Linked DNA regions of Mus musculus: region 1 is linked to region 2. Evidence: chromatin loops called from intact Hi-C (ENCODE). Cell type or tissue: left cerebral cortex. All regions are shown on one strand. Links, peaks and the distances in the headings refer to the core of each region. The heading gives the core; the rest is flanking DNA. Region 1 holds the start of Gm25634 (a small nuclear RNA gene). Region 2 overlaps 1110002O04Rik (a long non-coding RNA gene).

The links. A loop is a pair of places that touch in the nucleus more often than their neighbours do. Peaks named below come from ENCODE experiments on the same cell type or tissue, not always from the same donor. Only the 100,000 strongest peaks of a DNase experiment are listed, where the experiment ranks them.
Region 1: it touches region 2 in a loop (9-fold over the local background); 2 of 42 quality-filtered maps call a loop at or near these places.

Annotation. Positions count from the first base shown.
Region 1 is chr1:35,751,676-35,767,469 of GRCm38, reverse strand. Gm25634 (a small nuclear RNA gene) reads right to left here and starts at 5,868; the gene lies at 5,764-5,868. In left cerebral cortex, for the core only: a CTCF peak has its summit at 8,637; DNase peaks (open chromatin) are centred at 7,213, 7,689 and 8,310; H3K27ac peaks cover 1,360 bases.
Region 2 is chr1:35,871,834-35,887,627 of GRCm38, reverse strand. It overlaps 1110002O04Rik (a long non-coding RNA gene), which reads right to left. Exons shown (of 4, transcript XR_373312.4): 2 at 7,656-7,919; 3 at 6,800-6,946; 4 at 6,463-6,684. Among named protein-coding and RNA genes, the nearest start is that of 1110002O04Rik, 9.8 kb to the right of the region's middle. In left cerebral cortex, for the core only: a CTCF peak has its summit at 8,190; DNase peaks (open chromatin) are centred at 5,332, 5,665, 7,873 and 9,095; H3K27ac peaks cover 920 bases.

The DNA of each region.
Region 1 (15,794 bases), core at 3,787-11,786, 120 kb after region 2:
CTACAATTTGCATCAGTGATAAGAACATTTTTTTGATCTCTATTCAAAAAAGATATAATTAGAATACAACTGAGAGATCATTGTCAAGACCAGCAAGGCCTGAAATTCTGTCCTAGTTAGACGCTAAGAAGTCAATTTGATGGATGTTGACAGAAATAAACAGATGAAAGATTATGTTTTTTACAATGAAAGTGGTATCCAGAACACTTGCCTAATTGCATTGATTTTTTTCTCTCCAAGGGCTACCATGGTGATGTAGTGGGTTGAGATACAGGCTATGCATGCAAAGGGTTTGTGCTGCTGGGGTATTATGGGGAGCAGAGAACTCTCCAAGTGAGTAAAGTCATAGGTGAGTGAATGTCTTTGACACAGGCACAGTTATGTCAAGGACCCCAATGCCTCAGCCCCATGGCAATGGCAATGACTTCCCCAAGGGAGTCTCAGGGGGATGACAGCATCTTCTTTTGGGGTTTGAGTCTGAATGTAGACAGTATGTGTAAAAAATATCTAGTGTAGCTTTCTCTTCTGGGATGTTTACTGCCTGAAGGCGCTCACTTACCTACAGAGAGTAGCTAAGCCTGCCTCCTGGATGCAGTTGTATGCCATAAACTCCATCTTCTTGCTCAGTTTTATGCAATAACCCTGCTTCCCTGTTCAACTCTTGATTTAAAAAAGTATACTGAGCTTTTGGGAGCTGCAATTTCTACTTCAGAAAGCCTAGTCTGTCCAATCCCAGCCCTCATGCCCTGCTTCTCTGACTCTCTGTCTCCGTCTCTGTCTCCCGTCTCCTCCCGTCTCCTCCCGTCTCCTCCCATCTCCTCCCGTCTCCCGTCTCCGTCTCTCTCTCTCTCTCTCTCTCTCTCTCTCTCTCTCTCTCTCTCTCTCTGTGTGTGTGTGTGTGTGTGAGAGAGAGAGAGAGAGAGAGATTTCCTCACTGTTCCAGTTGAATCCATCCCTTGAACCAGGCTAGATGTGTCAGAGTATCCAAGGCCAAGGTCAAGACCTCTTACACAAGAACTGCAAATGCACCAGGCAGGCAGCAGGTATGCAGTCACTGGCGGTCACATTGTGCTCCTGTGACCTCTGTAGGTGCTTCATCTTGCTGAGATTCTGGAAACTAGTTCATCATGCAGTCTGCCACACCCAAGAAGCCCATGAAGGAACACACCAGGCCTGTGGCAGACTGTCATTTCCACCAGGGTCATTTCACAAGTCTACATCAACACTTCTAAGTGTTGTTGTTGCCTCAGGGTACTCCTGGCTCCTCAGCCACATCTCAGAAGTACTTGAATTGGGTTACGACAAGAATTGGGCTTTCTTGATCAGAATGACTCTCTAGTGATATTCTTGAAGAAGAGTTGAGGGATTTGAGAGAAGAGCACTTATCACTTTTCTGTTTCTGTGATAAAATACCATAGTCAAAATGCAACATATGAATGAAGGCAATCATTTGGGTTGATGGTTTTGGAGAACTGAGAGTCCGTTATAGTGGCAAGGCCTAGCAGCAAGCAGATGACTGGGGTAGGAACAGGAAGCCTTGGGCTCACCACTCGACTGGGCACGCTCAGAAACCAGAGAGGGCCAACTGGAAATGATGCAAGGTTATAGACTCTCAAAGCCCGCCTCTAGTGATGTACTTCCTCCAGTGTTCCTAAGGTTGTATAACCTCCCCCAAAACAGTGCCACCAGCTGGGGAGCAAGTGGAAGAGCCTCTAGGCAGCATTTCTTATTCAAAATAACATGCTGCCTTCAGGAGACTGAAAGTTGGTTTCCATCACCTGCAGGTTAGGGATCCCTGCGAGCTAAAGAGAAGCAAGACATGGGACAGCCACACAGGCTGGTCAGTGTCCTTGACTATGTGTGCAACTTCACTATATCTTTCCTGGATCTCCTTTTCTTTCTCTTCATTTCCTATTTCCATTTAAGCTTCACTGCCTAGTAGTTTAAATACCCATCAGGATGTAAGTTACCCTGTAAGTATACAAAGACCAGAAATATGTAAAAGACTGCTGTATTATATTTGTCCCTCTGCCATAAGGAAAAACAGTCCCAGAGACTGAGAAGTGTTCTATATCTCTGGCCAGAAAGTCTGCAGCGCTGTGACAAGATGCTCATCACTGCTTCTAAGTACAGTCTCAGAGTCTTCCATGCCCTCCACGGGCACATGGTCATGCATGCACACGCAGAGACATACACATATGCACATCAAATAAAAAATAAATCATTTAAAAAATAACACTTGAGAGTAGCAGTAGGGTACAGGAATCCTGTCCTAAAACTTCTACTAGGTGAGGGAAGCTGAAGGTTTCTCAGTCCACACTGGGCTCAATGAATCCATTTCTCAACAAAGTCCAAGGCAATCTCAGGACAGCAGAATCCAAGAGAAGTGTCCCTTCCTCCCATGTATTCCACCTAACACAGAGTAAAATTCCAGTTCTGCTTCCAGTCTGGAGCAGCTAACCCAGTCCTGCCCTCTTAGCCCCTTACCTCTTCTACTCTCGCCATGTTGAATTTTCTTGTGCTTCTAGCCCAAGTAACTTTGTATCTACGTGTGTCCATTTCTGAAAGGAAGCATGTATCGCTTTCCAATGCCTGCTCTGTTTTACTTCATGCAGTAGGTCCATGGAAAATAGGTTTTTCTGGTCTCCTGTTTCTTGTTAGTGTATTACTTCAAGAGGGACAGTACCAGTAGAATAAATAGATATAGAAAAAAGCTGTGCTTGATTACCTTACAGGATCTGTTCAGCACACACTGGGTAGTCCAGCAATGGCTATCAGCATGTTGGAGAATCAGAGACACTGTTGCTGCTCTGTCCATGAAGCTGGATAGCTCAGCAACCCTAATCCTAACGGCCTGAATGTTGCTGGACAGCCGCTGGTTTTCGATCCATCTCAGAAGGCTGAAATATATGGGTTCTAATGTCAGTAGAAAGCCAGCAACAGGACAGACAGGCTTGCCAGAAAAGGGTAGAGCAGATAGATACAATAAAACAGCTTTTCTTGGTACCATTGTATGTTTGGGCAGCCAAGGGTAAGGTCTTTTCCATTCTGTTAATCCTTCCAAGTGATACCCCCAGAGACTTGTCCAGAGACATGGCTCTCAGTTGGTTCCTGATCTAATCAAGTTGACAGCCATGGTTACTCATCACAGTTAGCCATGTGACTAGAGGCCAAGGCCCCTTATTGATTGGTGAATAAAGCTGGCCTTTGCCTGTGAACTGGTAGAGTTTACAGGCCATGCTACTTGCTATTTTTTTTCTTTTAACTTTTTATTGATTCGTTGTGAATTTCACATCATGCCTTCCACTCATCTCCTGCCCCATTGTACCTGCCCTCTGCCCTTGCAACCTCCCCCATAAAAGAAAATATAAAATAAATAAACAGACAAGCTAGAAAACATCTCAGCATGGAAGCTATACTATGTTACAGTGTACCCTATAGTATGTCTATGTCCCTCTGTCCACACATCTTTACTTGCAAGTGTTCTTTGCAATGAGTTCTGTTTTCAAGCCCTGGTTCGAGGTCTCTGGCTTCTGTGACACCATCAATATTGGATCCTCACTGGGACTCTTCCCAGTTATCCTGTTGTTGCCCTGTGTCATGGAGATCCTGCTGCTTTGACTAGCAGGACCCGCCCTTTCGTGCATTCTAACAGTTCACAGATGATGCAGATTTTGGGATGGATCTCATAGCCCTGGATCTGGGCTTGGGTGGTAGCTGAGCTGATCAGTCTGCTGGCTGTCCCACATCCGCACCACCAGGGTGAACGCTCCAGCTCTGCTCTGGTTAACCGACCCAATGCTGCCACTGGCAGTAGGCAAGGTCATCTTTCTCGCTCTCATGCCCTTGAGGCTGGCTCACTCACTCCCATGCCTCCAGAGCCGGCTCTATTGTGCTTCCCAGTTGAGGCACAGAGCCCACTCTCTCAGGTGCTGTAGCCAGTGAGGGGCGGGGCCAGTGAGGGAGTGGGCCAGAAAGGGGCGGGGCCGGTGATGCTGCTCTCACACCTTCAGTGGTGGCTCACCCATGCCCACTCCACCAGAGCCAGCTCTGCTGTGCTGCTCAGGTGAGGTACAAGGCCTACAATCCTGAGTGCTGTAGCTAGGGAGAGTCAGGGCCAGCTCATCCATTCTCATGACCCCAGCTTCGGGTCTCCTGATGCTGTAGGTGGTGAGAGGTACGGGTGCGCAGGGCATCACCTCTGCACCTATGCTACCTTGTGGCAGATGAGTGGCAGGGTCAGTTCTTCCATGCTCACACCCTTGGGCGGCTCATCCATATCCCTGCCACGAGGGTCAGCGCCACTGTGCTGGGCGAGGTGCAGGGCCTCTCTCCCATGTGTTGCCACCAATGAGAGGCGGGGCCAGCCCTTCAGAGTTTCGCAGCCACTGAGGGGTGGGGCCAGTTCTGCATAGCCCTTAGACATCTACAAGGTCCCTGGTAGCTGCCAAGACCTGGGACATCACAGTGGTCTTTAGTGGTAATATGAACCATGGACATGGACACTGACCCCTGCCCCTGCACGGTCATAGACCCAGACATGGTCCTCAGTGGCAGCATGGGCTGGGACTTCACCATGACTTCGGGTGGCAGGGCTGGCCACTCACAAGAGGCTATTCCTCTCTACCCTTACATGTCCAGTTCCACATCTCTTCAAAATGCTCAAACTGTTCTTGCTTTCCTCATCTCTTTGTCTCCCATCAGTCCACCACATACTTGCACGTTGTGATGGCTTCTGCTGCAGGTGGGCCACCAGGCTGGTGGACCTCTGGTGACCTCCTCTGTCTATGCCAAGTGTTATGGTGGCAAGCAGGCCTCTGAGTGACCACAGTCTGACTGTCTTGCTTCTTGCATTTACAAAAGCAACCTTCTCCTGATCCTGTGGGTCTCCGTCTTAGTTCCAGCCTGGGGCTCTGTCCCTTCTCACAACCCCACCTTTCTTGCTCTGGCCCTGCAGCCATGACTAGTGCCTCAGCCTGACACCATAGTGCTGGAATGTGTGCACGGTGGATGCCTCATTCACATATGGAGTAGAGACTCTGCTAGGCAGCCAGGTGGGTGCTGGGGATGGAGTGAAGGAGACCCAGTCCCTTTGGAGCAAACAGAGGAAAGAAGAGACTGCTAAAAGGCTATGCAGACAAGTAATTATTTTGAATCTCCTTTTATCCCTCCACGTGAATCCCTTCCTAGCCACCTGGACATTCCCTCTGTGGGGCCCCTCGCAGGCCTGCCTTCTCCTAATGGAATGCAATGCTCTAGCTTTATTCCACGGCCACCAGCAAGGTAGCCTAGGTCTGGGTGCCCTGCCCAGAGAATAGAGTGAATGAAAATGAGGACACTGACTGAGTTGGCAAGCAGAGATGAATGGCTGGAGTTGGTAGAGGGAAAAAGTGGCTGAAGAGACAGACTCTAGAATTTGGAGACAAATGTAGTGGATGGCGGAGGCCAGCAGAAACAAACGGTCCATACACACCGTGCGAGAGCCAAGCCAGCAGCTTGATTCGGAGAGGCAAAGTCCTTTGCCAGGGAGCTCGTGTATGCCTCTCCTGGGCTTCAACATCACATGAATGAAATGGGGACATGACCACAGTTATTATTTTTTTGTGGTTGTTTTTTATCTCAATATATATGGATTCTAAATAAATGAATATAGAGATAAACATAAAACTGCATATATGAACATGCTCACATTTATTCTGCAGTTTGTTTGTTTGTTTGTTTGTTTGTTTTTTACTTCTTCACTTTACATCTCACTCACTGCCCCAAAATATGGAATGCTTCAGGAATTTGCAATGGCATCCTTGGGCAGGGGCCATACTAACCTCTGTGTAGTTCCAGTTTTAGTGTATGTGCTGCTGAAGCAAGCACATGGCCACTCTTAAGTACAGCTGAGGAGGTTTTTATTGTACATATGAGGGAGAGTTCAGCCCGAGGCATCTGGAAGAGTCCAGACTGACCATGGCCAGCAGACTGAGCTAGGTCAGGAAAGGAGGGAGGGGGAAACGATAGAAGGAGAGAAAAGAGAGGGGACAATAGAGGGAGAAGAAACAAAAAAAGCACATGGCTGTAATGGCAGGTTTTTATAGGAATCAGAAGCTGGGGGAATGGAAGCTGAGCCCCTGGGTTAGGAGAGGTTTAGGGTAGGGAATAACAGAGTGAGAAGAGCGGAGAGGAGGTCTAGGTACCAAGTGATCCTGGTGGCCTGTGTATGCTCTGGGATGCTCTTAGGCAGCTCAGTTAGACATTTGTCCCAGGTTTCTTTGGGATCTGACATAGAGGACCCAAGAGATGGCCTAACTTCTAGATACATTCCCAGCTGTTGCCTGCTGATCACAGTTCAATCGATTGGCCTCCTAAACCACCTCAGTGAACTAAGCATGAAGAAGGATGCAGAAGTTAGAAAGCCGGGATTGGCTAAGAACTCAATGGTGGAGTGTTTGCCAGCATGCCTGAGGCTTTAGGTTCAATTCTCAGTGCCACAACAAAAAGTTAGAAATTGTAAAGTTGAGTTCTACTCCCAAGTCTACTCTCTATTAACTGAGGGACTTTGAAGAAACTGCTTACCCTTGTCAGAAGATGGAGACAGTGGCAGCCTCTGTACTGTTACAGAGCATTTGCCTCTGAATCGAAACACGTTTTCCCCCCAAGGGAGGGGACAGCCCCCCAAGCCTCAGGTAGTCAACAGAATGTCACATGACTGGGAAAGCAATATGGCTGCTGGCATGGCAGCCTGTGTCCATACCTCTAGCTTTGGATAGAGACTGGTATATCCCTGAAGCTCATTTGCCAGCCAACCTAGCTCAATTGATGAACTTCAGTTCAGCAAGAGAGCATGTCTCAAGTATAAAGGTAGAGTATAGAAAAGGGGGGAAAGATGAAGGATGCTGGCATCAGGTCTGTACATGCATGTGCACACATGATTCATTCACCACACAAGCACACACATACACAAAACATCAGCCGGTGTGAGACCCATGCTCCAATGCCAGGGAAGGAGGAGGACTGTGGGAAGCTGGCAGGTTGAAGAGAATTTGAGGGCCTCAGACAGAGTAGATATACTAATTCTTTTTTTAAAAAAAGATTTATGTATTTATTTACACTACAGATCTCTTCAGACACACCAGAAGAGGGCGTTCCCCAACAGAAGCAGATCCCATTACAGATGGTTGGGAGCCACCCTGTGCTTGCTGGGAGTTGAACTCAGGACCTCTGGAAAAGCAGTCAGTGCTCTTAACCGCCAAGCCATCTCTCTAGCTCAGAGAGGATATACTTTTATCACTACACCTATGCAGGAAGAAACTGACCGGCAACTAGTCACACGGCTGTATACATGAACTTCATACATGCAGACAAACACACAACTAGACCTAAACACAGAGGTAGACACACAAGCCTATTGATGGACAGACACAGGCATATGAGGCTCCATGCCTGAGTACATTGTACTTGAGAATAGAAGGCAGTGAGGACTCATTTATATTTAGATATCAAAGTACTGACATGGATATCCAGTCTGAGTCATTTATAAATGACAGACACTGGACATCCAGGGGACTATGAGTCAGCCCCAAACGGCTGACACAGGATGTTCAAGGACTCCCAAAGTGAACAGTGATGTAATCTGTTGTGTAACTATTTTTGGCATAGTATCACTTTTGTGGGAGTCTATACAATATGGTCTTGAGGTTGGCGGCTCGAGTCTTTGCCTTTATCGGCCTGCCCATGTGTTTGTGGGTGTGTGTGTGTGTGCCAGTCTGAGTGTGTGCCTGTGCATGGTTGTAGGCAGCCTGTGTGTGCCTGGGTTCCTGACAGTGCCTGCTTGTGTAGTGGTGCACAAAATGTGTCTTATCTGCTTGGAGTTGAACACACTGTCTCTTCAACCTCCCAGCTTTCCATGACCCTCCTTCTTTTCTGGCATTCAAGTAGGACCCCACAGTGTGCAGGGAGAGCTCTGTAGTGTAGAAAGAGCCTCTGGCTTCTGATCCAAGCCTTTGTTAGTGAGATACAGTCTGTAGGCTTCTTCCTTGTGAATGTCCGGGAGTCAGGTGGGGGTGGACCAGGTTAGCAGGTCATTCTGATTCCCTGGGTCCCCCCAGTTTCCTGATATGACCCAGCTATGGGGATTATTAATAATAAGGAGCTGTCCTCCCGAGAGCAGATGACAGTGAGCAAGGAGATGTTTTCACGAAGCGTTCTGAACACAGTATTTATGGACTCCAGTTATTGGGACATTTATAGATTGGATGCGAAATGTAAAACATATGGTGCGCTCTTCCAGGAACACATTCAATCCAGCTGCCGCCCACAGCCGCACTGCCGCCCACAGCTGCGTTGCTCTTTCCTCCGAACACTCTTCAGAACATTTGTGGGGGTGGGACCCCTCCCGTTCGCAGGAACAAGGTGAACAAGTGTCTCTTCAGGTAAAAGGCTGGTTCCTTTTGGTTAACATTACCCTGTCTCTCAAGGTTAACATTAGCAGGGCCCATCAAGGAGTGTTCTGCAGGGAAAATGTGGCTGGATTTTTTACCTTTTCTTGTTCCTTCTTGACATATGAAAATGATTGCATGTGGCTGGCAACTTCGAGGCCAGACTTAAGCACCATTTGGAGTAGCGTCCCTTGTGGTCAGGATCTGGCTGTGTGTTTTCAGGTTCTTGGCCTCTTATCCAATGAATTGAAAATCACCACTCATACAGGTTTGCAAATGAAGCAAGAATGCTTTATGGGAGCAAATCAATAGTGCGGATTGTAGAGGAAGACACTGCCCAGATCGATAGTGGGTCATGTTCGTGAGGCTATGTAAGGGTCCCGGGCTGCAGCCTGGGGTCTCTTTTTATGGAGTTCATGGGAAGGAAGAGCTGGTTACTATGGAAATTTGTTTGAATGCTTCTCTACTTTGATTGATAGATTAGATCATACGCTCACTTTTCCTACCAAGCATGGCCCCTTCCCATAGCACAGTGGTTCTCAACCTTCCTAATGCTGTGGCCCTTTAATGTGGTTCCTCAGGTTGTGGAGACCCCCAGCCATAAAATTATTATTATTGTTATTATTTGCTGCTTCCTAACTAATTGTGCTACTGTTGTGGATTGTTATGTGACATTTCCAGTGGTTTTGGGTGACCCCTGTGAAAGGATCATTCGACCCCCAAAGAAGTTGCATCCAAAGGTGTCAGCGTTTGGAGGCTGATTATGGGATGGATCCCCGGGTATGGCAGTCTCTAGATGGTCCATGCTTTCTTTTCAGCTCCAAACTTTGTCTCTGTAACTCTTTCCATGGGTGTTTTGTTCCCAATTCTAAGAAGGGGTAAAGTGTCCACACTTTGGTCTTCATTCTTCTTGAAAGAAGTGGGAGTGGGTGGGTAGGGGAGTGGGGTGGGAGGGTCTGGAGGACTTTTGGGATAGCATTTGAAATGTAAATGAAGAAAATACCTAATAAAAAAAAGAAGAAGTTGCATCCACAGGTTGAGAACAGTTGCCCTACCGCATCTGATTTTAATCATACGGATGCCTACTTGTAAAGCTGGTCAATGGGGGGTTCTCCCTACAAGATAATGAGAGGACTTATCCTATTATACACGCACCCAACACCAGTTCAGGCAGGACTGGTGTCTCTCTTCTTCATAACATGATACACTGAGAATACAGGAGTAGAAGCTGTCTGAATTTGGTTGTTACCAGGGACAGGGAAGCTTATACCTTTGTTCAAAAATAGAAGTATGTGAAGTCCATTGCAGGAACAGTAAGGCAGGGTGGGTGGGGAGAGGTGGGGATGGGTGGGGATGGGTGGGGTAAGTTCTGAGTTTCTAGTGCATTATCTAGAGAGGGGTTATAATATATATTATGTGTTGATGAAGGAACTGGGTACCAAGTGTATAGTTATTACAAGAATTGGGTGTGTGTGTGCATAATGCCAGACCAAATGTGGGGGTTCTAGGGGGTCCTAACCTGTCTTGCTTATTCTCGCCTAGCGTGACCTTTACCTTGCTTGCTTGTGTGGGTCAGAGCTGACCAAGCCCAAGCCTGGAGTCTGCTCTGCACACCTCCCTTGGGCTACCAAGATCTCTAGGAAATGTATTTATGTCTGTTTCTTTTCCTGTTGCTATGACAAAGTACACTGTCAAAAGCCACTGGAGGGAGAAGAAAAACTATTTTAGCTCACAGTTCAAAGGTGTCATGGTGAGCGAGTTTTTTTTTTCCAATTTTTTATTAGGTATTTTCTTCATTTACATTTCAAATGTTATCCCGAAAGTCCCCCATACCCCCCCCCCCGTTCCCCCTACCCACCCACTCCCATTTTTTGGCCCTGGTGTTCCCTTGTACTGGGGCATATAAAGTTTGCAAGACCAAGGGGCCTCTCTTCCCAATGATGGCCGACTAGGCCATCTTCTGCTACATATGCAGCTAGAGACACAAACTCTGTGGGTACTGGTTAGTTCATATTGTTGTTCCACATATAGGGTTGCAGACCCCTTTAGCTCCTTGGGTACTTTCTCTAGCTCCTCCATTGGGGATGCTGTGTTCCATCCAATAGCTGACTGTGAGCATCCACTTCTGTGTTTGCCAGGCACCGGCATAGCCTCACAAGAGACAGCTATATCAGGGTCCTTTCAGCAAAATCTTGCTGGCATATGCAATAGTGTCTGAGTTTGGGTGCTGATTATGGGATGGACACCCAGGTCAGACTGTCTCTGGATGGTCCATCCTTTCATTTCAGCTCCAAACTTTGTCTCTGTAACTCCTTCCATGGGTGTTTTGTTCCCAATTCTAAGAAGGGGCAAAGTGTCCTCACTTTGGTCTTTGTTCTTCTTGAGTTTCATGTGTCTTGCAAATTGTATCTTGGGTATTCTAAGTTTCTGGGCTAATATCCACTTATCAGTGAGTGCATATCTAGTGACGTCTTTTGTGATTGGGTTACCTCACTCAGGATGATATCCTCCAGATCCATCCATTTGTCTAGAAATTTCATAAATTCATTGTTTTTAACAGCTGAATAGTACTCCATTGTGTAAATGTACCACATTTTCTGTATCCATTCCTCTGTTGAGGGGCATCTGGGTTCTTTCCAGCTCTGGTTATTATAAATAAGGCTGCTATGAACATAGTGGAGCATGTGTCCTTATTACCAGTTGGAACATCTTCTGGATATATGCCCAGGAGAGGTATTGCAGGATCCTCCAGTAGTACTATGTCCAATTTGCTGAGGAACTGCCAGACTGATTTCCAGAGTGGTTGTACAAACTTGCAATCCCACCAACAATGGAGGAGTGTTCCTCCTTCTCCACATCCTCGCCAGCATCTGCTGTCACCTGAATTTTTGATGGTGGGCAAGTTTTCCAGCAGTAGTTTGAAGCAGCTGGCTACAATCAGAAAACAGAGCTGTGACTGTGGGTGGGCTTTTCCACATGTGCCGAAGTTCCCTGAAATAATGACTCTGAGACTTCCTATGTATGAATAAATGCTTAGGCCAATAGCTTCGGCTCATTTTTGCAAGCACATAACTCAATGAATTCATTTAAACTAGTCTAAGACAGGCCATGTGGCTAATTACCTCTCTTTGGTTTGAAAGTCTTCCTCAGAGTTCAGTGTGAATCTTTCCTGTGCCTGACTCAATCCCAGAAGTCCAATGTCCCAGCTTCTAATCTTGTGTACAAGAGATTCTCTCTACACAGAGCAATCAATGCCACTGCCCTCAGGTTGTGTCCTCCATTGTCAGTCCAAGTGTCTACCTTATCAACATAGGCTAAACAACCATCCCTGGCATGCCTTGCAAGCTTGTCTCGTAAGTGACTTTAACACTTAAAGTTGGGTTACCAATTAACACTACTCACGAGAGTGTTCCTGGTCTAGAATATCCCCCACTTAGGAGCTTGCATTCAGAACCAACAACAACCTGTATTCCTTACACATTGTCCTGCAACAAAGTCACCATGTATGTACATTATAAAACTCACCACAAGTCAATGAACTGCAGTAGGTGTGGAGTCCCTGCCAATCAAAAAATGTACAGAAGGGCAGATCATCTGCTGCTGTGTAGAAAGCCATGGAAGGGTCCCTGTTGCCTAAGACTTTTCCATATTAGACCCATAATAATTATATGCTTTCTTATTTAAATAGGAATATCAAAAGCCTTCAAGGTTTTATAAAAATGGAAATAAAACATAAAAAAGCCATTTGGAATGTTGGTTGTATTAGGAATCAGCATTTCAGCTTCTAGTTATCTTTCCATATCCCTGGGGATGTCTATGGTGTGTGCCCTGGTGTATCCCATTGCATCTTGTCCTCGGGGAGTTATTGTCCAGGCTATGCTGGAGGGATGTGAGTTAGGTCCTGGAGACTGGAACTTTGTAGGCCAAGGCCTGGTATTAGCAAAGTGTATAAGAAACTGGGGTGAGCAAGGGGCTGGGAAAGAGAGCTCGCTGGGCCAGCCTCCTGTTAGTTAAAATTCATCAGACTTGAAGATCCCTGAGTACAGCTCCTCCACACTTAGCTTCCAGGCCCCGACCATGCCATGGTTGCCTCGTGAACTTTGAAATACCTTTAAAAAGAGGTAAGATATCATGGGTGGCCTTCTGCCACGGGGAAAGTAGAGAAGGTGATTCGGCTTTGCTGAGGTTCATAATAGGAAGGCTATTTCCTGGGGGACTGTGATAGGCAGCCTATTTTGGTTGAATGAGGCTTGCTCCAGCGACCCAGTAGAAAATTCTACAAGGGACGAAAAAGCAAGCCATGTTCCCAGAGTCAGGTGCCTTCCTCGTGTGCTCTCTTTAGCTCTCACCTTTCTTACTACTTACATCTTAGAGATGTCTAGCCCTCCTTCTAGCTCTCTCTTTCCCCCTTCCCCACTCTCTCCACGTGGCCATGGCCAGTTTCTCTCTCTTTCTACCTTCTCTCTTTCTCCCTGCTTTTCTACAATAAAGCTCTAAAACCATAGACTGTCTCTGCTGATCAAGGCCCACTGTGCTTGAACGATGGGATCGGCTTTCCCCTAAGGAGCTGTGTCTAATCTCCTGCCAGAAGGCCTTCCTGTGCTCCAGCCACAGATCACAGATCACAGATCACAGATAGACCAAGGACTATTGCCCATGTGGGAACCACCCAGCGCCCGCCTCTCCCTCTGCCCTTTCCTCCCTTTGGCCTTGGTGGCTGAGCCTCCGGGGACTCCCATTTGTTCTCAGCTGCTCCACGGTATCCAGTGTGGGATGCCAGAGACTGAGAACCTGGTACCAAGGACTGCCCCTTGTTGCGTCGTGTCCCGTGTCCACCCCCCCCCCCCCCCCGAAGCTGGGATTCCGTGGCTTTATACAGCCAAATACCGACCCGGGGCCGAGTGGGAAACATGTGGCAGCCCTTCCAAGTCTGCCCGCCCAGAGCACCAGAACTCTGGCGGGATAGGTCTTCTCCCACTCCCCTTTATCCAGCCCCCCCCCCCCGCACGCCTACTACCCCACAATTTCCAACTAGCAAAACATGGCTATTTATTTATTTATCTGAGACAGAGTCTCATTATGTGTCCCTTACTGGCTTGGAACCAGCCGTGTAAATCAGGGTGGCTTCATAGACATTTACCTGTCTTAGCCTCCTGAGTACTGCAATTAAAGGCTTATTTTTTTTAATTAGGTATTTTCCTCATTTACATTTCAAATGCTATCCCAAAAGTCCCCCATACCCTCCCCCCCCCACTCCCCTACCCACCCACTCCCACCTTTTGGTCCTGGCGTTCCCCTGTACTGGGGCATATAAAGTTTGCAAGTCCAATGGGCCTCTCTTTCCAGTGATGGCCGACTAGGCCATCTTTTGATACATATGGTTAGTTCATAATGTTGTTCCACCTATAGGGTTGCAGATCCCTTTAGCTCCTTGGGTACTTTCTCTAGCTCCTCCATTGGGGCCCTGTGATCCATCCAATAGCTGACTGTGAGCATCCACTTATGTGTTTCCTAGGCCCTGGCGTAGTCTCACTAGGGACAGCTATATCAGGGTCCTATCAGCAAAATCTTGCTAGTGTATGCACTGGTGTCAGCGTTTGGAGGCTGATTATGGGATGGATCCCTGGATATGGCAGTCTCTAGATGGTCCGTCCTTTTGTCTCAGCTTCAAACTTTGTCTCTGTAACTCCTTCCATGGGTGTTTTGTTCCCAATTCTAAGAAGGGGCAAAGTGTCCTCACTTTGGTCTTCATTCTTCTTGAGTTTCATGTGTTTTGCCATATAGGCTTATTTTTATTCTTTCTTTATTTAATTATTTTCTAATCTGCCCTACTAGTGACCCTTGGTGAAAATAAGGGAATTTGAGTTTTCTCTGTGGTCCTGGGTAGGAACACAAGCTCCTGAACTACCAGGAGCTATCAAATCAAGGCTTTCTCTTAAGAACAAAGATGTGCCAATGTCTCCTTCTGTGAGTCAATTTAAGTGGCCTGTCAATCACCCGGGCAAGGAAACTCCCCTGAGGTAATCATGTACTACACATATGTAGTAATGAAAGCCTGCATAAGCCTGTAGGCTGGTGCAGAGTATTCTAAGCCATCATCCACTCTTATTCCATGAGAGTGTCTTCCTCCATAATTGCTCTCTCTGGCCATGTGTACTGTGTCGAGCACCATGGTCGGGCCTCCATTGCGTAAGGCTTTTCCAGATTAGATGTACAATAACCATCTGTCACTGCCACTCCCCAGACTCCGAAAAGCTACGTGTTTGGTAAATGTCTATATCACGTACCAGGTGATTAGGATCTCTCAGACTGGAGAGAGTTGGAATGCTGCAAGTCCGCAGGAGATTATCTTAGGCTGGTTTTGTCCCCCAGGTAGTTATTTGGCGCCCGCTCTGATCTAATATCTTGTGGCTATCAAGTAAAATCCTTTTTAAAGCTTACCCCCTAGTTCCCACCAACCCAAAGGCTGGGAGCATCATCAAATAGCACCTGAGGTTCATGGCAGAGATTTCTCTGCTTTCCTGTAAGCCGCCTGCCTACCTGATATTACCTCAATGGTTTTTTTTTTTTAAACCTAACTTATGACTTCATTTCTTCTGATATGACCAAAACTTCATGAAACCATCACCGTGTTGGAATCTGGGACTTTAGTATCCTGCCTCTGTATTTCTGGGACACCGTCACTCCCGTGTGGTGGAAGAATAAATTACTTTACTGTCTTTGAACTGAGAGCTGGGATTCTCATCTGAGCTTCTCTCACCCTGTGACCTGCTGTGGCTCCTGCCTGCAGCAGCCTAGGGAGGGTTCCCTGTGTGCTTCCTGACTCCCTACTCGGGATGAACTGCACTCTTCACTTTGGTACAGAATTTTAGAGTGAGCAAGTATGAAGAGGAGTTGGGTCTTATTAAAATTATTTTTAAATCTAGATTTTAAGCATGGGTATTAAGAGAAAGAGTAACACTTAGGGAAAGAGTGGGCTTTACCTAATCATGTGCGTGAGCTGCGTAAAGCAGAGTCAGAGGTGAGTGTCTTAGTATTCGTCATATAGACCTGTGGTGGCTCTCAAGTCTCTTCACAAAGGGTTGCTGCAAAGTTTTTTTTCTCTCTTTCTTTTCTCTTTTGTTTTATATATATATATATATATATATATATATATATATATATATATGTATATATATAATTCTGCATATTATACATCATATATAATATGTAATGCATATTTTATATATAATATATTACATATATTATTTATTGAAATTAATATAATTACATCATTTCCCTCATTTTATTCCTCCTTCAAATCATTTCCTCCTTTGCTCTTTCTAAAATGTATGGTCATTTTGTTTCTTTAGTTGTTTTTTTTACACA
Region 2 (15,794 bases), core at 3,847-11,846:
CCCTCGCTATGGAGACGGAGTCCTCTTCAGACCTTCCTTAGACTCAGCACCCTGGGGCACTGTCAATCCAGGAGCTGACAGAGTCCTCACCAACGAGCTTGGGGAACTGCGGGAGAGAGGATCTGCAGTGCTTCCGGTAAATGCTGGTTCCAGACTTTTCTCCAAGGTGCCTCTGCCCTCTGGGGTCCCGATGAGCGCTCTGTCTGCCCTGGTGCCTAACACTGGCATTGCTACCTCACCAACGGCTGTCCACTCAACTCCTAGAACCTGATGGGTGCCAGCTCCCGATACACAGCTTATGGCACATTTTCAGATCCCTCCACAACGTCCCACAGAGATGCTATGGGACACTCGGAGAGGAAGGAGGTGTGGAGGCCAAAGGGTGACCCTAGGTGTTGTTCCTCAGCCACCATCCACCTTTCCTTTCCTTTTTTCCTTCCTTCCTTCCTTCCTTCCTTCCTTCCTTCCTTCCTTCCTTCCTTATTTTCTTTTTAAAGACAGGTCTCTTGTTGGCCTGCCTCCCTCTGGAACCACAGCCAAACACACCTCTTCTGCATAGATTGCTTTTTGTCAGGATATTTTTTCACAGTTCAAACGTGAAACTAGGACACATGGTAAAACAATAGCTGCCTTTGGTTTGATATGATTTACACAAATGTAATTTAATTCTTAACCATGGCCACACTGAACATCTAATTCTAAGTGTCCCTGGAAATGTAACAGTTGATTCTTGGTGTCAAGTGCAAACTGTGGCTGTAGGTTATTTTTTAATCTATCTATCTATCTATCTATCTATCTATCTATCTATCTATCATCTACCTACCTACCTATTATCTATCTATATTATCTATCTATCTATCTATCTATCTATCTATCTATCTATCTATCATCTACCTACCTACCTATTATCTATCTATATTATCTATCTATCTATCTATCTATCTATCTATCTATGGCTGTCATTGCTACTCTTACCTTTAATCTTTGGGAAGTTCTAGGTCATCATGTCTTCTCTAATGTCTTAAAGCCCTTGGCACTGTGGGAAGCAGAGCCTGAGATTTAGTTACAGAATGGCCCAGAAGGTGATTTCTTAGATAGCTGTTCTCTCTTACCCTATCAGGTCTCTCAGGGGGCATTTACCTAAGATACAAGCCAGTTGCCTACATCTGTCCTTAGTGTGTTTTCTTACAGACCATGGTGTGAGCTTACTTAGAGAAGTAAGCGGCCATACTGGAAAATCTCACCCAGCAGGGATGATGGCTTCTCCATAGCCACTGAGGTGGAGATACACTTTCAGTTAGCCTTTCCTATACTATACACTCCAGTAATTCCTGAGTCACACACACACAGTGATGGCAGAATTATGTACAAATGACTGTGAGATGCAGGAGGAGGCAACTAATGACCTGCTATGAGGGGGGATACCAGCAGCCAGCCAAGAAGCCAGACCTTAGGGAGTTTCTTGCAAGTAGTCTGATTTGCTAAAAGAACCTGCAAGAACTAAAGCTAACCTGTAAGCCCCATTTACCCAGGGACAGATAACTTCCTGAAATGCTGGGGGCTGTGGTCCTTGTGTGATAATAAGCCTTGTGCTCTCACTCCCCTAACAAGTTTGTTTGACCCAACAGCACCAGGCGTGCTTGAGCACACGTAGGCGGGAGGTGCGCAGGCAGGATTCACAGCAGGATACATGCTTGCTCCTGATTAGACCGGGTAAGAAATACATATCCTTGTGGGTTTGCCTTTAAAAGCCTCTGCAAAACCTGACTCTTGATGTCCTCCCAGTCTGGACCTAGTCAAGTGTCAGTTTTCCTGGCCAGCACTAACTACAGCTTGTTAATTGGCTAATCGTGGAACTGGTTTTTCTCCTCAGACTCTCAGGTGTAACATGCTCCTGATGCCCTCAGTGTTCCCTCTCATCTCTTTCCCTCCCTCACTGCTGAATCATATCTGCTCCTCCCAGTCCTGGATCTTTGTAATTCTCCCTACATCTCATTTTGTAACGCCAAGCTTTGCTCTTACTTAGGTCTGTCAGGCCCCTGAGAGACGTGAACTTTGTTTCTTTATGAAAGGTGCAGGTATCCTAAAACAAATTAACAGTGAAAAGAGTAAGGTCTGGGGGGGGGGGGTAATCACACATTACAGACTCATTTCTCACAAGCTGTGGGACTTTGGGTCAGTTACGTAACTTCTGTGTGACTTAGTTTCCCCATGTGCAACCGTGTCCCAGTTTGTTGAGATGAGGTGGGGAATCTGGGAAATGGCTCAGAGGGTAAAGCGCTTACTGTGCAAGAGCCTAATGACTTGAGTTAATCCCTCAGCCACATGCTGTGGTAGACATCCTTAGTCTCTGCATGCCTGTGGTGAGACGAGAGGCAGAGACAGGAGAATCGATTGGAAGCTTACAGGTCCGCTGCTCTGGGACATGTGGAGCATCAGGAACAAGAGTAACCGTGCCTCAACATTTGTAAGATAGATAGACAGACAGACAGACCCCCCCCCACACACACACACACAAAGAAAGATAGGCCGGCAGACAGATAGGCAGACAGATAGATATAGATAGATATAGATAGATAGATAGATAGATAGATAGATAGATAGATGATAGATAGGCAGGCAGACAGACAGACATATATAGATAGATTAGATACATAGACAGGTAGATAGACAGACAGACAGACAGACAGATAGATAGATAGATAGGCAGACAGATATAAATAGATTAGATAGGTAGACAGACAGACAGACAGATAGATAGATTCCCCATATACTCACCCACACAAACACATACACATGCATTAAGAAAAGTATTTATAAGAGGAAGCCACTCATCGTAGATGGTGTTACTTGTGTGGGATCTTGCACGGGCAGCCTCCCTCCATTCCCCTCCTCCCACCCCCTTCCTTCTGTGTTCCCCCCTTACCCTGCTTTATATAAGTTGCGTGTGTGCAGACACACATGTGTGGCAGTGGCAGTCAGACGACAGTTTCTGGTGTTGCCCTCAGCCTCTGTCTTGTTTGAGTCAGGGTATGTTTGTTGTTTGCTGCTGCCCACACCAGGCTAGCTGCCTCGCACTCTACCAGGGACTCCCCTGTCCCTGCCTCTCACCTTGCTGTGGAAGCACTGGGCTTATGGATGTGTGTTCCTGCATCTGCCTACCTCAGCTCTGGAGGGTAGAAACCTGGGTCCTGATGCTTGGGTGGCAAACTCTTTATCCCCTCAGCCATTGTCCCATCCTCTTTCCCTCCCACCTGTCCCCGCTCTACCTCCCCTTCCTGTTTGTCCTCTCTCTGAACTCATTTACATACTCAGCCTTGTCTCAGGCATGCAAGGGGCGTACATAGAGTCCCTTTCGAGCTATACCTTCATAGACGGTCTTAACTCTGTCATGCTAGGCATCTGCTGCATTTCCAGGAAGCTCCCACGTGCACATTCAGCAGGCGAGGCATCCCAGACCCGTGACAAAGGTTCTGCTCTGTAACAAGGTCCACAGCCACCATTGTGAACCCAGAGAGGCCAGCAGCGGCTCCACCTTCTCCACAAGCCACTCACGTCACCGCACCGTCAGGGTCTGATCCTGGGCCCTGTAAAGCCTACCACACTCAGGCTTTTCATCAGCTGGTTCCAATTGGACTTCCAGAGATGGTTGCGGGATTCAAGGTGACGGGTCTACAAAGCCCTTGTCACAGGGGCTTCTCAGACAGTGGCTAGTATGTCTTCCTCCTTGTTCTGGTCGACCAGAATCCCTGAGCATCCATTAAGGGTGCTGGGGAGAAGTCAGCAGCTAATCTCTGGTATAGCTTCGCTTTCTCTGTGAGGGAGGCAGCTTGAGAAGGGCTATTTTGTCCCCTTGGTGATGTAGCCCCAGCCTCACCTGTCAGGTTTGTTTTTTTTTTCTGCAGTTTGTGGTCTAAGGTCTCCATGGGGCCTCCCCATGCATGATCCTGACCTTGGTAGACCATGCCAAGTGGTGTCTCTTGGTTGGTAGCCCTGTCCTGGCCTTCCCATCTATGAAGACTTCCTCTTACTATTTTTCTTGGTTTGTATACGTGTTGTATTTGTGCTGTATATGTGTGTATATGTTGTGTACATGTATGTTGTGTGTGTGTTGTATGTGTATGAGTTGTGCATTTGTTGTATGTGTTATGTATGTGTATTGTGTGTGTATGAGTTATGTATGTGTTATATATGTGTGTTGAATATGCATTGTGTATGTGTGTGTATTGTGTGGGTACGAGTTGTTCATACGTTGTATTTGTATGTGTTGTATATGTGTGTTGTGTATGTGTGTATTGATGTATGTATGTGTTGTGTATGTGTGTTGTATGTATATGAGTTGTGCATATGTTATGTGTGTGTTGCATATGTGTGTTGTGTGTGCATGTATGTATAGGTAGGACCACGTGTGTGAGGGGATTATCTTTATCTTTCTCAGCTATCATTCTTTATCTCTCTCTGCCTTATGGATTTGGTTTTTGGCTATTTTACTTGATCATTCATTTGGGGGAGGCTTGTGTGTTCCAACCATAGAGACATGTGAAGGCCAGAGGATTGCTTGAAGGACTCCATCAGGTGGGTGCCAGGGATGGAACTCGGGCTTGGTGGCCAGCATCTTTTACCCTCTGAGTCAATCATTCTGGTGATCCTCAACTTTATTCTTAAAGACAGGCTCTCTCATCAAACTCAGAGCTCACTGATTTGGCTAGGCGCTCAGTGAGCCCCAGGGCTTCTCCCGTCTCAGCCTCCTTGGTGGGAGAATCAGAAGCATGCACTGCCATGCCTGGCTTTTCCATGTGGGTTCTGAGCTCGGGTCCTCACAGAACATACTTTGTCAACCAAGCCTTCTCCCCAGTGCCCTGATACTTTTCTTCTGGCTAATTTCCTTGGCACGGGCCTATGTTTTCCTAACATAACTAAGCTGATAGGTGAACTGGACTAGATTGAGGGGGGTTGGAGTGGGGGTGGGGGTTGGTGGCCTGAGACATATTGCTGCAGCAGGCACACCTCTGTTACTTTGGGTACTCTGAAGAGCTGTCCAATACCTCTGCATGCAGTGCAGACAGATCAACTCCTTTTCATTCTCTAGTGATATTCAGGGAAAATATTCTCCTTGATCTAATTTGTTTTTTAACTGCCATGGGTAATTCCTTAATCTAATGGTGATTGCCTTCAGCCTGGTCCTAGAGATCTCTTTAAACTTTGCTCTTCCTTGCTATACCTCCTTCTTGCTAGCTAGCTACCCTCCTCCCTGGTGCTATGGCTTTCAAAGGCAGTGGCTCATTCAAACAATGCAGAATTAACCCACACAGAGCAACTGTGAATCATTTGCAGGCTAAAATGAGCACTGGTTTTGTCTAGGGGTTTGGAAGTGTTAGTTGCTTTAGTAAGTGAAGGCATCTTGATGCTAAACCCATGTCAAGGCTGAAAGCACAGCGTCTCTTTCTTCCCCTGGGAGCAAACAGTCTTCAATGTGTTGAGCTGCTGAAACTGGAAGGAGCCTGATGCCTCCTCTGCAAGCAGCTGGGGGCTTCTCCACCAGGGTGACCTTCTTCAGTCTCTGTCATGCTATGTGACCTGGCAGGGACCTAGCATGGATTGTCCTCAGAAAATGAGTGCTTCTGGATAGAGGAAGACAAGTGTCAAAGCAGGTCCCTGAAGCCCTGTGACTCAGATGTGTGCAAACTAGAAACGCTAACTTTGCTCTGAGGAGATGGCACAAGCATTCAGACGAGAGTTTTGTTCTCAGGATCCATGTTTTAAAAAGCCAATCCCTGGGAGCATAGATGCCCTGCAGGAATGTAAGACTGACACTAGCTAGACTCAGTGTCTCAAGAATCGACTGAGTCCAGACATTCAGAGAATGAGGGAGAGGTGCAAGGGATGTGTCCTGGTTTGAATATGCTTGGCCCAGGGAGTGGCACTATTCGGAGGTGTGGCCTTGGAGTGGGTGTGGCCTTGTTGGAGTGGGTGTGTCACTGTGGGGGTGGGCTTTAAGATCCTCATCCTTGTGCCTGGAAGTTACTATTCTGCTAGCAGTCTTCAGATGAAGATGCAGAACTCTCAGCTCCTCCTGCACCGTGCCTGCCTAGATGCTACCCTGCTCCCACCTTGATGATACTGGACTGAACCTCTGAACCTTTAAGCCAGCCCTAATTAAATGGTGTCCTTTATAAGACTTGCCTCGGTCATGGTGTCTGCTCACAGCAGTAACACTCTAAGACTGGATGGTAGTGAGTGAGACACCAGTCTCAGGCGGTTGACCCCCTGCCTTAGTGTCTTTTCTTTTCTTTCTTTTTTTTTTTTTTTTCTGGTTTTTGGAGACAGGATTTCTCTGTGTAGCCCTGGCTGTCCTGGAACTCACTCTGTAGACCAGGCTGGCCTCGAACTCAGAAATCCACCTGCCTCTGCGTCCCAAGTGCTGGGATTACAGGCGTGTGCCACCACTGCCTGGCCTTTAGTGTCTTTTCTTGTTGCTGTGATAAGATATGCTGACAAAGGATGTTTAGGGGAGGAAAAGTTTATTTTAAGAATCACGTCACCTGACCAGAGTGGGGCAATCCTGAACTTTGGAATGGCTGTCTCTGTCCCTGTGACTCCATACAATCTTCTGGCTGGAAGTGAGATGTGAAGCATTTTCCATCATGTTCTGCCTTCTCTGATGGCCAGCTCTCTGAACAAAGCCTAATGGAAAGCCTCATGATTGTCTCTAATCATTTGCCTTTGTGGTGCAAGCAACATGAGCTCCAGAATTCTGGATCTACTCGTTGGAAGCAATGCTGGGAACAGTTCAGCTAACCTTCACAGCCCCTGGGAGGTGGGTATCAGTGCCAGCTTACAGAGGAAGCCTTCAGGGTCCAGTGCTCAGCACTTCTGGTGCACCCAGGTGGGCAGTCTACTCTCTGGAGGCGTGGCCTGCAGTCCCAGGCTCCACTCACACCCATGCCTGTGGGTAGAAAGTAAAGGACAATCCACATAAAACCTTGTAAATGATGGAGACAGGATATCACCATCTCCTGTGATACAGCTCCTATATACATCTCCATCATTTACAAGCTATCTGATATGAGATTTGCAGTCCTAGAAGACATCAGGCTTCTGGAGAAAGACTTCAAGTTTCTGGTGGTGTGTGTGTGTGTATGTGTGTGTGTGTGTGTGTGTGTGTGTGTGTGTGAGAGAGAGAGAGAGAGAGAGAGAGAGAGAGAGAGAGAGAGAGAGAGAGAGGTGGTGGTAGTTTTAATAGGAATGGCCCCCATAGGTTAATTTATTTGAATGTTTGGTCATTAGGAAATGGTGCTAATGAGATTAGAAGCCTTGGCCTTATTGGAGGAATCATGTCACTGTAGGGCGGGTTATGGGGTTTCAAAAGCCTACACCAGTCCCAGAGTCTCTCTTCTTGCAGATCTGGATGTAGAACTCTCAGCTCCCTCTCTCACATCATGTCTGTTTGCTTGCCACCAGGCTGATGATGGACCAAACCTCTGAAACTGTAATCTAGTCCCAATGAAATGCTTCCCTCAGTGAGAGTTGCCATGATCATGGTGTCTCTTCACAGCAATAGAACACTGACTAAGACAGGGTGGCTGGACTCACAGCTGTCACGGATCCCTGCTGGAATGGAAAGGCCCCTCCCAGCCATGGTTTTCCCCACTTACAGAATGGAGATGGTGTCACAATCTGCAGAGTTGCAGGTCACAGGGCTGATAGTCAATTGTCATCGGTATCAATCTGCAGCCGGTGAACTATTCCGCAGCAGCTGCTGCTGTCTGAGCTTAGCTTCCCTGTCTGTAAAACGCGAGCACAGACCTAGCAGGCTGGGAGTGGGTTGACTCGCAGCTAAAGTGGAGCCTATGATCTCAGCCTCGGATGTCAACATTGGCAGGCTTCTCTGTACTCATGGAGAGAATATGTAGAGGCTCCTGCCAAGAAGGGGGAAAAATTGGATTTGCCCACATGCACCCGGCCCACTGATCTGTCTTCAGAGACAGAATGAGGAAACTACCTCTTTGATCCAACACTATTTTTATCTGCCTCTGAACAGTGCTAATGCTGCATTAAGTGTGCTGTGTGGAGAGGGGCCATCATCAGGCTGAAATGAGGGCGATCATTGTCCTGGTCCTATAAATGGCATATCTTGTCTTTGTGGATGGTGCTGGTGGGGGTCCAGATTTAGGCCACCTGCTGATGGATCTGAGCAACGGCATCCCTGCTCATGTGCCACAGGCACTGTCCAGTTGGGGAAGGAGGCTATGATGGTTTGTGTTAGCTGTCAGCCTGACATAGTCTACAATCACCTGGGAGATGGGCCTCTGAGAACAACTATGAAGGAGTATCTTATACTCATTGCTGAGAGAAGACCCCCTCACTGAGAGTGGAACCATCTCTCTGGGTTGGGTATAAAGAACTATATAAAAATGGAGATTATGAGCTGAGCTGTAGCATTCATTCATTCATTCATTCACTCACTCACTCACTTGTTGCTCTCAGTTCTTGACTGTGGGGGTGACTTGACCAGTAGATTCAAGTTCCTCCCACCTTGAATTCTCAACTGTGGTGGACTTGATTGATTGGGTTATTTTTTACCCTTTGAAACTAAGGCAGAGGCAGGGATGTCTATGGAGGAGGAAGGCCTGGTGGGTATCTGAGCTCTCTAAGGTCTCTTCTCTACTCTCCTGTCCCTAGCTTGGTGACAGGCTTTTCATGCATGCTTGTCACTCCATTATATCTTTTGCCATCAGGATCTGTTTGGGGAAAGGCTGCTGGGCCCCTGCTTATCCAGAGACTTGTGTATTTGTGGGCCACCTGTTTTGGAAAGGGAACAAACAGAAGGGTAGCTGTGTACTGGGCCTTGTGATCAAGGATAAGTACATGGAGAAAAGTGGGAATACATGGCTGTCACTCAAGCTGTGTGCCATTCTGCCAAGTGTGGCAGCTCTCCAGACAGAGATGGCTTAGGATCGAGTGTGACGAGACTGACTGGGTCACAGAGTGCCTGCACACATTAGGCGTGTCTGAGTGGGTGACCCGCCTTTGAACCAGGGAGTTGGACAGAGCAACTGAGTTCTCAGTGTGGGTGGACCTCATCCAATCAGCCAAAGGTCTCAAGAGAATGGAGTCTGAACAATGGGACATGGCCTGACTGCCTTGGCCCAACACTGGTCTTCTTGACTGGACTCAGATGCTAGTTTTCCTGGGTCTTGAGCCCACTGCCTTTGTGCTGGAGAGACAGTGTTGTCTCTCTCTGTTCTTATACATTTAGACAAGGATAGAATTCACACCAGCTGCTGTCCTGGTTCTCCAGCTTGCCAGTTGTTGTGGATAGCCCTGGGGCTAATTATATTTGATGTTAAATCTGTTCTCCTGTGAGGGGTTTCGAACAAGGAATGAGTCAGCACTCAGGTGATTTCCTGTAAACCTGCTTCCCACCTTAATTTGTAAAATAAAGGAAAGCTGATGATTGGGCAGATAAAAGAGAAGGTGGAGCAGAAGGGGAGAAAGAAGGAGAAAATGGAAGAGGGAGAGAGGATGCAGAGGAGGAGGGGGAAGAAGAAGAAAGAAGAAGGAGAAGAAGACGAAGAAGAAGAAGAAGAAGAAGAAGAAGAAGAAGAAGAAGAAGAAGAAGAAGAAGAAGAAGAAGAAGAAGAAGAAGATTCATCCATGACCAAAAGTGGCTTGGGGGAGGGAAGGATTTATTTGGCTTAAAGATCATGAGTCACAGTCCATTGAGGGAAGCCAAGGCAGGAACTCAGAACAAGAATCTGGAGGCAGGAGCTGATGCAGAGGTCGTGGAGAGGTGCTACTTACTGGCTTGTTCCCCATAACTCACTCAGCCTGTTTTCTTATAGAACCCAGAACCATCATTGGAGAGATGACCCCACCCACAGTAGACTGGACCCATAATTTAAAAATTGAGCTACAGGTTTGCCTACAGCCAGATCTTAGGGAGTCATTTTCTCAGTTGAGATTCTTTTTTTCTCAGATGACTCCAGCGTGTGCCAAGCTGACATAAAACTAGCCATCAGATGAGCCATTCTACCATTCCTGAACTGGGTCTTGAAAGAGGGCTTGGCACACTATGGAATATAGAAACACTCTTGTAGGGATAAGACAACAGCTTTCACTATCCCGAGGGGCCATATTTTGATCAGGGAAGGAGACAAAAAGGATGTGGGTAGAGCCTAAGAGGGAGGTAGGTGTGGTGCTCTAAGCTGGACAGATGTCTGTCTGATGTCTTAGCTGGACAGGGCTGTTGACAATGCAGTGGGTTGTGTGGTGTGTGTGTGTGTGTGTGTGTGTGTGTGCATGTGTATTGGGAAAGAGGCAAGCAAACATGCTTCACCATTCTTGAGGAGAGGACAGACTGAACATTGAATGGAATAGTTTTTACTTGGTTACAGATGTTTATATTCTACAGTTTTTTCCCCTCTAAGGCTAAGACAGTTCACTTTGTCAAGTTCTTATATAAAAACCAAAGAGGGGCTGGGAATACAGCTCGGTTACTACAATGTTTGTCTAGCATGCATGAAGCCAAGAGTTAGATTCCCAACTCACCAAAAGTTTATACAATTTATAAGATTTTCTTCTTCTAACTACTATGCTTGTGCCACCTTATGCCAGTGGGGTTATACCACAGGGCACACACGTGCATAAGCATACGCATTGTGAAGATAACATGAAAAAATTATCAGTGTATCTAGGCATGTTGGTACACTTGTGCAATCCCAGAACTCAAGAGATTGAAACTGATAGTAAGTTCTAACTAGCCCAGGCTACCCTATTAGAGATCTTCCTGTATCAAAAACAAACAAACAAACAAAACCAAACACTGGGGTGGAATGTGTAGATCAGCAACAGATTACTTTCCCATTATGTTCAGGACCCAGGTCCAATCCCTAGAATAGAAAAAAAATATATATATGCACATATGTATATACATATATATATATGTATATATACACACATGTGTATATATACATATATATATATATATGTTCTATCTACTTATCTATGTACCTATCTATCTAATATATCAGAGCTTTTCATCATAAGTAACAAGAAAAACAGAGCTGGGGTGCACATTTGCAATCCTAGTACTGGAGAGACAAAGACAGGCAGATCCCTGGGACTCAGTGGTCAGTCACCCTTCTCCATTTAGTGAGTTGTAGGGCAGTGGAAGATTCTGTATTGGGAACAGAGAGCCATATGGGCCAGTTTATGGATAACCAGAATGGACCAAGATGGATAACACCAGATACCCAGGGGGCTATGAGACACACACACACACTCACACACACGTTGTTACCATATTCTGGGGAACTCAAAAGGAAATAGTTCTGTAAGCTATAAACGACTCTAACTTGTAGATGTCACATTTGTATGACTTTTGTATAAACATGGCCTTGAGGCTCAGAGGCCTTAGCTTGTATTTGAGCCTTTGCCAGTCTGCCTGTGTCTGTCTGTCGCCCTATAGACATCTATGAAGCCTGCTGATTTCTTCTCCCTGCTGCGGGCGCACGTGTGCGTGCCTGTGCTTGTGTGTGTGTGTGTGCACGTGCCTGTGGCTGCCTGTGTGCAGCGTGAGTGTGCTGGTGTGTACCTTGGTACCAGATGATGTTTGCCTGCCTAGGGCCTTTGCCTAGAGTGACCAAGGTTTGTTCATCTACCTGCACATCCTCACAAGCACTTCATGCTCTTGGCCTACAGTCCCCCCTTTCCTTTCCAGCATCAAACCCTGGACCTTCCATCTGGAAGAGTCAGAAGGCTCCTGAACAAGTGAACTGGAGCCTCGAATGGCAGGGAACAGAGCAGAAGGAATGTTTTTACTGTGCTAAAAGCTGGCCTCGAAGACACTATGCAGGGAGAAGCCAAAGAACGAGAGCTGGGAGCCAAGATAAAACCTCAGTATGTGATTTAGAGCATTAAGTCCTTTTTATCAAATGGAAGGGAATGTAGACCGAGCCCTGGGGAGCCAGTCCCTGCCAGGTTGCTGAACCTCTGGGATGAGGGGGAGGAATGTCTCATTAACTGTGGCACAGATGGAGAAATTGACCTCTCTCACCACCCATCTCTCTTTAAGGAAGTGCCTACAGGTCCCAAGGCCACAAAACTGGGGAGAGCAGTTGCTAACGAGCTGGCTAATAGCCAGAGCATGTCTGGTATGGACCAATGCTGGCAAATTGCCAGAGACTATGAGTAAATAAACCACCTACTCGCACTTAATACTGATAGTCTGACAGAAAAAAAAAAGAAGAAAAAAAAATTGCCAGGCTCACCAAACGAAACAGTTCTTGGAGGACACGCTCTTGAGACGGTAAGGCTGTCTGTGTAGACACAGTGAGCCCGAGTGGGCAGAGCTCCTGAGCGCCCTCCACCCACCACGCTAAGGCTGGTGTGCCTTTACTAAAATCTCTCTAAATGTAAACAAGCACACTAAGTCTCTGAAGGGGGTTCCTTCCATGGCTGAGTATATCCTAGAGGTGAGGCCAAGGACTCAGGGAGGGCTCCCGATGACTGGATGTTTTATGCTGATTTCACTAGTTACTGATCCCCCACTAAAGTACAAAGGGAGTGACCACAGGATCTTTGAGACCCTGGACTGGAGGGAGGTAGGTGTGCATGGAAGGCCATAGTGGCCGCATGATCAAGGCCAAACTAGTGACTACGACCATTTGGCACCACTAGCCACATACAGTCAAATGACAAGGTGGTTGATGTCTGAGGAGTGATTTCAAGGCTGACCTTTGGCCTCCAAATTCACACTAAACACGTGCATTTCATACCTGATCACATGGGTGTACAAACGTACCCTTCCATGTGGAGGAAGGGGGAGAGAGAGGGAGGGAGGGGGAGAGAGAGGGAGAGGGGGAGAGAGGGAGGGAGACAGAAACACAGAGAGAAAGACACACAGAGACAGAGAGAGGGAGGGGGAAAGAGAGAAGGGAGGGAGATAGGGAGGGGGAGAGGGGGGAGAGAGAGGGAGTGAGACAGAAACACACACACACATACAGAGACACAGAGAGAGAGACAGAGAGAGAAAGAGATAGGGATTGTCAACAGCGTGTGGTCTCAAACTATTGAGATTTCCTTTAGGTTTTAAAGACATTCTTACTAATTACAACAGCAAACACTTGATAACCATCCTTGTTAAAAATTTAAAAGACCAAATTAAGCAATTACTGCCCAATTTAGTTCAGTAGAAAATAGAACAGAGGGACAGCGGGGATTAATTAATTCTAATACATATACATCATATATGCACACATCATATATATATCACAAACACATACACATACATGCATGACAAAAACCCAACCTGATCCTTTATTTTACGTGCCCCTATTTGTGTAACCGGACCTTCTCCCAAGAAGGCTGTAGGGTTGGATGCTGACTTTAGTTTCTTTACCTGTGGCTGTGTTAAAACACTCAGAAAAAAGCAAGTTACTTCACAGTTTTATTTATCTTACAGTTCCAGGGAAGTCACAGTGTCAGGAACTTGAGAGACCTGGCCATATTACATCCAGCGCAGAGAGCAATAAATAATGCATGCTAGTGCTCAGACCAATGTTTCCACTCACACAGCTTAGGATCCCCTGCAAAGGGAATGGTGCCACCCATAATTAAGATGAGTCTTCCCGAATCTATTTACATAATCAAGACAAGCCCTCAGAAGCATTCTCAGAGCCTAACATTGATCTAGACAATCCTTCACAGGTGGATCCTGCCTCCCATGTGCTAGACTGAGTATCACTACCAAGTATTATAACAGGTCAGGACTGAGGGCATACTAAGCCTTTCGCTAAGTCCAGAGAGACCCAGGGCAGCGTGGACCTGCAGGGGATGCTTCACAATGGGTTCACCCTTGCTAGCTTCAAAACCCTAAGCATCTTGGGGAGATAATAGTAGGAGAGAGAGTTCTTCCATTGTGAGGACAGCATAGGGCTAATTTGGAGGCATGGTATCACCAAACGTGGACACAAGGTGACGTTATTGAGGAACCTCATGGACAGTCAGGTTGTAAAGACCGAGGATTACAAGTAGAGGCAGGCCTCTTCCTAAACATGTTCAATTGGTGACTACACTGTCTTACACACTCTGTGTTCACAGATGGTGGGTGAGAGAATATAAACATTATAGTGAACAAGTTTACTTTAGGGCACCCAGAAGGATGACCCCATGATGTGGACTTGTTTAAATGCTCTGTGTGCTTTTCTGTGGAAGAACATCTCTATAACCAAAAAACCAAGTTGAAGAGATACTAGGAATCTCTTTAAGGGGCTTCTGCCTCAGAAAGCCTGGATATTGGCTTCTGAGTTCCTACCTACAAGCTACCAGGTGCAGGCCATGTCACCTTGGTGGCACCCCAGTGCTGGCTGCAGAATTTGGCTCATGAGTATGTGTCAGGTGCCAGGTGATCACAGCATGATGGCAGGGCCAACATGTCCCATAAGATGCCAGTGAAGAGAGAAGGCAGCTACCAGCACTGCCTGAGCGAGACATACTTTGCAAAATCGGGCCCCTTTAGTTCTTCCTTCAAAGTCAGCCTCAGTTTCCCAGAGCCTTGGCTTCCCAGAGCAGGAAGTATGCTGGGGAAGGGACTGGACTTAATGGGAAACCACTCAGGCTGGGGCATACAATTGATTGGGGTTCAGATTTCAGAGCACCAAGGGCAAGCAAGCCCAGGAGGCCATCGGCTCTCAGAGGGACATTCTGATAAGGTAATGGGGTCAGATACAATGGCCCAAGAATCAACTTGTGGAAGGTTCTTGTAATTCTAAAGGCTGGAAGGAAGCAGCAATATCTTAAAATTCTGAAGGGAAATCGTGTTAATTTGGGCCACACTGCACTCTGTGGATTCGCTCAGCTGCCAGAGCCCAAGAAGTTTCAAGCAAACAAAGCATTTTCTCCTATCTGTGGGTGATGAGGGTCTGAGACTGCAGTACCAGCAAGTTTAACTTCTTCCTGGGCCTTTCTTCTTGCTCAGAGATGGTCACTCCCACACCCCATACGCACATGTTCATTCTTTACAAGGTCACTTTGTATTGCCTGTATCCTAATTTCTCCCTTTTAACTTATCTTTTTGTGTGTGTATGTGTGTGCATTCATGTGTTGTATATGCATGTGTGCACGTGTACGTGTGTGTGTTGTGTCAGAGGAGCACATTGGTTATTTTCCTATTGCTCTCTGCTTTATTCCCTTTGAGGCAAGGTCTTTCAACTAATCTGTCATTCACTATTTTAAAATGTATAATAACAGTAACAATAATAGTTATTATTATTATTATTATTATTATTTGCTAGGTTAGTTGACTAGCAAGTCCTGAAAATCTTCCTGTTTCTCCATATCCCTCACCACAAATGCCAGGCACATCTGGCTTTTGCAAGGGTGCTGGGTAGGTCTTCTTGCATGCAAAGCAAGCTCTTTTACCTACAGCTTCCAGCTCCTACTCTTTTAATAAGATCTCAAGCTACACTGTATTAAAACACCCAAGAACAGCGTCATCTTGCCACAGACCCTCTGGGCCCCTTTGTCTGAGTGGAACGGGTCTCTAGCCGAAGGTGGGCAAAGCGTTGGATGGAATGACAGACAGATGCACACAGGAGAGGTTGTGTAGAATCTGAATGTAATTTGTCAAACCGAGCATCAAACTTTTTATACAGAAGAAAATAGGGAAGTTGGGTGGCACACCAGCAAGGTACAAAGAGGTTACTGGATTCTTACACAAAACAGAGGAATACAAACACAGAAGGTCTAACAGGAACCACCTGGAATAGAATTCATTGTTAACAACTGGGATC